2 separate regions of the Mus musculus genome follow, and region 1 is linked to region 2. A link is a loop called in an ENCODE intact Hi-C map of the cell type or tissue named here. Cell type or tissue: gastrocnemius. All regions are shown on one strand. Each heading gives the region's core, and the rest is flanking DNA. Links, peaks and the distances in the headings are about the cores only.

Region 1 (4,396 bases), core at 279-4,278, 110 kb after region 2:
TATCACCGCCCCCCCCCCCCCCCCCAGTATTACTTGGTAAGTTATAAGCTTGTATGAAGTAAAACTTTCACCAGCCCCCTTCAGTTAACTCAGGCCTTCAACCTTAATATGCTAGCAGTAAACTGGAGGGTGGGATTTACATATCTAAGTCCACAAACCTCTAGGAAAAAAAAAAGCGCTAGTCCAAAGATCAATATAATCAAGTCAACCATTCAAAAATATGGAGAACCATTTCCACAGCTTTAGAATTTTCCTTGGTCTTTGGCTAATCGTTCACCGTAGCCTGTTCAGTCTGTGGTGGTTAATAACAGAAGCCACAGACAGCCGAGGAGTGTCCTAAGGACTGACCCCACACTAGCCCCAGAGTCACAAGCAGGTACCAGGCCAGCCCACTTTTACCTGTGCAAGACGGGCAGCACTGTCCGGAACGAATGGTGGGGTTGCCGCAGGCAGGCACGGGACAGGTGATGAGAGCGCACATTTCCTTTCCGTTGTGACAGTAGCATTCCCGGCAACCATCATGCCAGCTCTCCTCGTTCTTATGATGATGGCCATCCATGGACAGACATGTGCCTGACAGGACAGGTGGCCCGGCTGAAGGAGGGACCTCTGGACAGACAGAAGGCAGCCTGGTAAAGAAGCAGTTTTGGCACAGGAGAAACAGTTTGTTGTGCCCAGTCACCAAAACGACACTCAGGGAGGACAGTCAGTGGCACAGGAAAGGCTGGGGGGTGGGGGGAGAATTTAAATCATCAGGTCCCCAATTTTAAAAAACAAGAGAGAGAGAAAAGGAGTCTCCAAATATGGTTCCTACTGTGGGGTATTGCTGAGTGTTCAGCCTTTCAATTATTTTATGTAATAAGTACAACTTTTGAAATAGACATCATTAACTTTTTATATATGGAAGACTAATCACAGAAGTTTCATCCAATGGGAGAATTTGGGACCCCTTGTGACTACTAAATATTTGATTCATAAGATGGCTGAAATGATTGCTTATATTTTTGTTTATGGTGTGACTCCTTCAAAATACCATAAAAGTAACTGTTCAACTTTGAAAAAAAAAAGCATGCTACAGGAATCTTTTAATGTTTGCTTGTACATCATCTGACAATCACAACAAACCGCAATGGGGTGGAGGGTTTGGGAGAAGGGCTGGGGTTGAGATAAAGGTTGAAGACACACTGGGTGCACATTCGATGGCTTCAGGAATGTCACTGGAGGAAGACTCTGGTTCTGGGGTCACAGGGGATTTTTGCCTATTTATAGCTCTGGCCTGCTGTGTGCTTCTCAAAGCAAGTCTGAATTCTCATGAAAACCCTGTTGCTAGGGGATACCTAAGTGAGCAGGAGTTTAGATAAACTCACTCCTGAGGATGCCAAGATGAAGTTTCTTCCTGTACCAATCCCACTTCTGAAGAGAGTGGTCTCCTCTGTAAGGAGGCTGGGATACACTCTAGCTTTAGGCTGATGTTTCGAGACAAGCAAAAGCGAAGCTGGAAGAGGTGGTTAACTTGGTCATGTGCTATAAACCCTGTTCCAAGCCCTTTTAATTCTATGAAGGCAAAAGGGTGTCCTGTGGGAGGGTCCCACAGTGAGTGACATTTGTTTCAGAACAGACAGCAATCACTTAAAGCAGCCCATTCACCAGACCCCTTTCTGTCCTTTGTTACCACGCTGTGAGGAGGAAGGACTCACACTTACCTCGGCACTTGCAGATAAGACAGCCATGACTGTCCTGCTGGAAGCCCAAGGGGCAGATCTTGCTGCATGGCAGCTCTGGACATTTCTTACACCGACAGATGTCACAGCCATGCTTATTCTTCCTGGGTAATTAAAATTTTGCCAGAGGTCAGAAAATCCAAAAGTTTCAAACGATGCCCAGGTACTCAGACCATGGGTCAATGCTATCACCACTTAAGCAGAGATGATGGTACATCTGCATTTCGAATTCCAAGGTGAGTTATAATTAGCCTCACGACCGAGGTTTAGAACTGCCCAAGCATTTATATGCTTTTGGGATGTGGCCATCCCCAGTGACACAGATGAGGGTTTAATTGGAAAGATGGTACCAGATCTAAAGGACGAACATGAAACGCCAGGGAACAGAAGAGTGTGAGATGTATTACTAGCCAATGTTGGGAAATTAACGTTCGAGGAATTTTGTTAGGGCTGTGGGCTTTCTCAAATGGCTGTATCCTTTGAGAAGTTCCATATGCTAGTAAAAACTTTAACTACTGAAATCTACATTAGACACAGGAGGCTGTAAGGACTTGGGGACCTGGGAAGTCTTCATAAATGTTAATGAAAGCCTTAGGCCAGCAAGGTTGTCTAGTGGACAAACAGGTAGTAGCCATCGAGGGTGAGGAGGTGAATTTGACTCCCAGATCCCACGTGGTGAAGGAAGGAAACTAAGTAGGCTGTTTTACACAATGCACATTACAGCATGTACACAAGACCCATGTACACATATAAATAAGTAAGTAAATGTGTATATACTGAGAAGGACTACAAACCTGGTCCTGGAGGCTATTAATTATTAATTGGTTGCTTTATTAGGGCTGGAGGATACTGTATTTTGTATCAGCAGTTAAGTTATAAAATGATTATATCTTTAACTTTATTTTTTTACTTTGTGTGTGTGTCTACCATGTGAGTACAATTTCCCCCAGAGGGCAGAAAGAGCGGCAGATCCCTGGAGCTGGAATGACAGGAAGCCAGGCCCTGTTCATGCTCACCAGGCGAGCATACGTGTTCTTAAGCATCGAGCCTTGTTTCCAGCCTTAGTAATTATATCTTGATTGGTATCACACCCATGTCTTACAATTAAGAATAGTGATGACTAATGCTTGGAATCTTTTTCTTCTGAGACAGGGTCTCATGCAATCCAGGCTGGCTCTGGACTAAAGACGTAGCCTCCGCCTTCTGAGCGCTGGCTGCTACCCCAGCGCACCTTTAACACCTTCATACAGAAAGTCAGAACTTGATTGCATTTGGAAACAAAGCTTTTTTGCTCTTTTCTGAATTCTCTAACAAAAAACAGTATGGCTCTCCTCAAATCATACTACCACTGGCTCATTCAAACACATACAAAACAGCTCCCAACACAGACATGACCACGTTAGCAAGTTACACTTAATTTCTAAATTTACAAAAAAAAAAATATTGACAAATACGTACAGGAATCCAAGCGGACAAAACTTGTCGCACATTGTTGGTCTGCACTTCTTGGGCCGTGGGCGGCACTGACAGAGTTCACAGTTGTGCACATCGGTGAGGAAGCCAAAGGGACAGTCCAGGGTGCAGGCCCTTTTGAGGCCTAAGCAGAGTTCCTCCCCTGTGGAGACACACAGACGCCATGTTTCTTCCAAGACAACAGACCAGATTCCATCACGGCTTCAATGCCTGCCCTGAATCCTCCCATTTTAAACAGAGTTAAACTTCAGTTCTACCACAGCATCAGCCACAGTTAACAGGTATGGATGGTGCTATTTCACAGTTCTCACAACATGGCTCCAAGTTCTGGTGAGTCCAACTCTGAAATGGAATTCTGAGGCCTAATTGAATCTGCTAGGCCTAGGACAGGGAGTAGGCTGGCCACCATTGATAAGCATTGACTGGGTGCAGTTTACATGATTTGGCTTAATTAAGTCACCTTAAACTGATGGTGATGATTTATGGTAACCTATGGCAATCAGTAGTTTGCAGTCCAGATTTGTCTCAGACATTTACTGTGTGCCATCAGAGCTAAGACATCTGTGTGAATGCTCACAGTATACTTGCTGTTAGCAGGGGAGCAGGTGGCATCACAGAACACTGAACGCTGTATGTAGCATTTGGGACTTCTTACTTTCTTTGACAAAAGCCTGTCTGCTACGTGACAAAAAGCAAAACATCGGGGTTGTATTTAGCTATGTTTGCCCTACTGGACTGACAAAATATCCATGTGTTTAAATGCACTCAGCTGACAAAAATGTATGTATGAGAGGGAATATTCATATTAATATGTTACTAATGATGGTTTGAAATATTTAAGACAAACCTCTTTTGCAGAGTCTGGAGTGGCATTTGTCTTCTGCTAGTCAGTTATTGCATTCTTTTAGAAGTTAAAATGAACAGGCAGAAGCAATGTTGTCAAAAGAAACAACTGAAGACACAGCAATTTGAGAAGGTGATGCAGTTGAAGAGAAAACCAGAGAGAGTAGCGATGGCAAGGTCAGCAAACAAGCCTTAGGACAGAAGAGCAATTTGAGGCTGGTCCAAATGCAGGGTTTGAGAGAGAGAGAGGCAAGAACCCTGAGAGAGGAAGCTGCCACGGTGAGAATGGCGACCCTTGAACAACGTTTTGTAGAATGGTAAGGTATGGATCAACTAGTGTTGTGAGGTTGGCAAATGAA
Region 2 (4,396 bases), core at 201-4,200:
TAGCTGGATAACCGGCCAACCTGCATCTTCCATTTCCCAGCCACTGAGCAGTTGGCAAGACAAAGGGAGACCCAGGATCAAGCTGGAAGCCCATCCTACGGATGCTGTCAAGGTACAATCCACTTCTCACTTCAAAAGAAATAAGAGCTCCTTTATCCTGGAGCCAAATATGAGTGGCTGTGGATTAGGAGCACGGATCCTTGTAACCCCAAATGATATATTCCAATATGGAAACAATTTCATGACATTTTTATAGATGCAGAACAGTCATAAATCAAGACTTTTTTTTTTCAAATACGAGTATAGAAACTTGCCCTTCATCTTTGATGCTGGGGAAAGAGCCGCTGGCCTGCATTCCAGAAGGTTTTACCTGATAACCAGGGGATGTTAAGTCAGACCCAGAAGTGGGTAATTTATGGCTATAAAGGGGCGTGAAAACAGCTGCAAATAGTTTGGCTCTGGACCTGCAACATTCCAACTCTCCTAAATCGCAAAGTTCTTATCAAGCCGACTTACAGACTCTTTACCAGGGGTATTTCCCAGTTCAAGAAAGCCGAGTTCACAAACACTTCAGCTTTTTTGCTTCCTGTCCACTTCGGTAAACACAGCAAGGCCTTGCTGCGGAGGAGATTGGGAGTATAGTCCTTAGAATTCCAGAAAGTCTGCAATTGCAACATTGTGACTAGATTTCACCACAGTTGGTAGTTTCTTCCACCAGGAGTCACTTAGTGCCCCCGAGGTTGGTTTTCCTCTTTCCCATGGTGTGCTTTATATTAATTGAAATTTTGTTTTATTTTCATTTTTTTTTTCCTTTTTGAAATTCAAGATTCACGTTCCTGGGGGAGGTTTGGGCTTTCTGTGCCATTATCATGTCCCCTGGGCATTGCAAAACCTACTCACTTCCTCCTGCATGAGAAAATCCATGCCTGGTAATAGGACTGATTCAGAAAGCGAGACCGTGCCTCTGCATTTATCTGTATCCTACAGTTCATTTTCCAAGATCCCATTCCCTCTCTCAAAGTCAAAGTCAGACCCATCAACCCGGTTGTGCAGAGTGGCATCAGCAACTTTTTCTGGCTCCCAGTGTCTTTTACTTTTTAGCTCTTTACAGTGCAAAAGTTACTATTAGCGTTTGTGCTGTAGAAAACAGGCAGCTGTCATGGATTCGGTACATATGTCATGGTTTGCTGTCTCCTGTGGTAGACAGTGAGCTATTATTGTGGGTCCGTATGTTTTTTTTTCTGAACGCTAAGGAGGGAGAAGTTGTACCAGATGGTGGATATCAGGGAACTCCAAGGAGCCTCTTGCTCCATCTGAGCGACACCAGCGGCTCTGTGACCCTGGTGCAGGAGTGCGCGCTGTTTTACACTGAGTATGGGAGACAAAAATTATACTAATTTACCAAATTAGTATTTCTGATAGGATCGAAGCTGAAGGGTGCTCCACAGACATGTCAGGGCATTTTAAAAGTGCCATAAACATCTGTTCACTTAAGCTTGCCTCTGTTGAAGAATACCTATGGCACTGTAACAGCTAAGAAAGTCCGTGACTTAGAAATGATTCCCGTTCCTAAATTGAAAGTACCTGTGGGTCTCACTACCTTTCGTTGCTCATTACATCATTCCTTCCGTGATTAATCCATAGGTACTGGTTACCCACCATGTACCAAAGAGGGTACTCGACGCCAGGGACATGTGTTAATGAATCACTGTCCGTCCTGTCCAGCAGGGGGAGCCCGAGGACTAGAGGCGGTAACAGCCAAACCTACGCCTAAGACAACATGGCAGGTGCTGCTGTGTTATGGAGAACTACAATAAAAGAAAGGATTTGTTGTTGCTGTTGTTGTTGATGACATTAAACCTAAAATTTAGATATTCTTTGAAGGCACTAGAACGGTGGTAAAATCTCCAAAATAAATGGTAAGTAGACCAGAGGAGGCAGCATCTTAGACATTTAATGTCACAGGTATCCAGAGATTAGGAACCCAGGCCCAGCTGGCTGGAGGAGAGGCAGGCTAGTGAGCCCAGGAGATATGAGGTCTTAATTCATTATAAGGGCTTTGGATTATATTTTGAATGTGCCGAAGCTTCTGGAAGGTTTGGAGCAAAGGAGAGTTAGTCTCTGACTTTGATTTTAGGGACCCATTTCTAATCGCCTGGAAGAGAGCGCAGTAAGGCAGAGACAGCACCAGGAACAAGCCGGAGGCCGTAATTGTTCAAGGGACAGTTGTCAGTGGTGGGACAGAGAGAAGGCAACTGTTTGCACCTGGCTCCACAGGCTACCAGTAAGTCTGCCTTTAATTGTATCCATTTTCTGATCCTGGAGGGATCCAGTGTCATCTAATTGTCTATTTGAGGGTAGGTGCTGTTAGGCAAAGCCTCTTACAATGGAAAACACAGGCTAATTAAACTAGGATTTATTGTATAGCCTACTTTTATATCTCGAAATCTTGACAGAGCCTTGTTATTATCACTAATAAAGAGCCCTGGCTATAAATTAGGGTGACTTCATGAGGCAGCACTTCCTTTAATATTGAAGAGTTGATAGGCTCTATTTAGAGCTGAGTTATGTAGCACACTAATCTTTCAGCGGCGGCGAGCTTTCCAATGCTCCGCTGACGTCACCGGATTGCCTGCTTGCAACAGGAATGAACACAAACACACTCGACTGAATACCCAACACAGCGAGGCCACAGCTGCACCTCCCAAATCTAAGCTTGAGACGGAGCCCCAGTCAGTTGCGGGGAACGAGAGCCGAGCGGTGGATCTCAGCTCTTAAAATGAATACATTCAGAGTAAGTCAGGAGCCGCCAAACCTCTACGCCCACAATTGCCAACTTCTTCCCTAGGGGAGGGTTTAGTGGCAGAATAAAAGAGCTTATTACACCTTCTCTGTAACCTATCTCTTGGCCACCTTTTGAGCTTCATGTCAACACTAAGCTTGGATTTTTCCCCCTCCCCAACATTTATTAAATTCACTTGTTAGTTGATTTTTTTAAAAAAAATATTAGCTTCTTTTAAGTATAAAGGGATTTTTAAAATCAGAACAAATGGGTCCCCTTGTCAAGACTAATCTTGTATCTTCTCATAGTTACAACCTACAAAGAAAAGCAGGCAGACTTAAATTACTTTATAGTGTAATTAATTTTCACGCACACATCCACAGACTCATGCAACTACTATCCAGATAGAGAAATAACATATTTATAGAATTCCAGATAGTTCTACTCCCTACTAACCAATACTGGGAATCATACTGACCCCTCTGTCCATGGTTTTCCCATTTTTAAACTCCATACAAATAGACTCACATCACACATAATTACTCTGTCTCGACACCATACTTGATAGTGTGTGTGTGTGTGTGTGTGTGTGTGTGTGTGTGTGTGTGTGTGTGTGTAAATTCGTGAATGTGGTGACAGCCGCAAAGGTTCACATTTCTCAGCTACTTAGCATTGTGTTGTGTGACCATGCTACAGCTTATTTATCCACCGATGGACCTCAGAGTCTCTAGCTTTGGGCTGTGGGTAAAGTTGCCATGAACTTTCTCATGCATGCGCTTGGTGCACAAAAGCACTTGTTATGATGAATTGCTGCAGCAGAAGGTCTGTGTGTGCTGACTGTGTGTGTTTCTGTGTATTTCTGTGTGTGTGTGTGTGTTAAGCTTTCTATTATTGGGCAAGGAATAATTGGGGTCAGAAAGACAAAACACGTGCGACTGATGTGATAGAATGCTTAATTGAATTACTCAAAATTGTTTGGTTATTTTCACTCTTTTCTAAAAGCAGTGAAGAATCCCGAGGAGAAATCACCTCCTCACATCTCCTAGGCTGGTCTCAGCTGAGAAAAGCAAGCAAGCACAAGCAGGAAGTGATGCTGGCACACCCTGAATGTTCACCAAGAGTACACAAAGTGTGCCATGTAGATACTATGAAGTATCATTCAGCTGCCGAAAGAAGCAGCCCCACCACATGCTACAAGATGAACTGTGACAGCTCTATGCTAATGGAACCCCAGGAAGACCTGCATTTTATGGTCCAATTTTCCCAAGTTAGTAATAGAACCTTGTGGGTTAGAGAGACCACGCTAACAGCGCTGGCTGCTCTTCCAGAAGACCCAGGTTCGATCCATAGCACCCACGTGACAGCTCACAACCACCTATAACTCCAGTTTCACGGGATCTGACTCCCTCCCTGGCCTCCCTGGGCACTGTGTGAATACTCAGACTCCTAGGAAGCAGAATAGTGGTGCCCAGGGGGAGGGAGAGAAAAAACAAAACCTTTGGGTAATGGTGAAGAGTCTTATATTTGCAAGGAGAGAAAGCTGTCAAGATAACTTCTACAAAACAAAAACCAACACTATGCAACATATTTGAAGTGGTTAAGAAAGAAATAAAC

The links. Peaks named below come from ENCODE experiments on the same cell type or tissue, not always from the same donor. Only the 100,000 strongest peaks of a DNase experiment are listed, where the experiment ranks them.
Region 1: it touches region 2 in a loop (2.1-fold over the local background); 1 of 42 quality-filtered maps calls a loop at or near these places.

Annotation. Positions count from the first base shown.
Region 1 is chr17:78,343,290-78,347,685 of GRCm38, reverse strand. Crim1 (cysteine rich transmembrane BMP regulator 1 (chordin like)) reads right to left here. Exons shown (of 17, transcript NM_015800.3): 9 at 3,180-3,336; 10 at 1,704-1,825; 11 at 400-609. Among named protein-coding and RNA genes, the nearest start is that of Gm52306, 11 kb to the right of the region's middle. In gastrocnemius, for the core only: no CTCF peak of the experiment used is centred there; no DNase peak of the experiment used is centred there.
Region 2 is chr17:78,452,640-78,457,035 of GRCm38, reverse strand. It overlaps Gm32464 (a long non-coding RNA gene), which reads left to right. Exons shown (of 5, transcript XR_876967.1): 4 at 1-112; 5 at 1,645-1,837. Among named protein-coding and RNA genes, the nearest start is that of Gm32464, 9.3 kb to the left of the region's middle. In gastrocnemius, for the core only: a CTCF peak has its summit at 1,725 (motif pointing right); a DNase peak (open chromatin) is centred at 1,728; H3K4me3 peaks cover 380 bases; H3K27ac peaks cover 821 bases.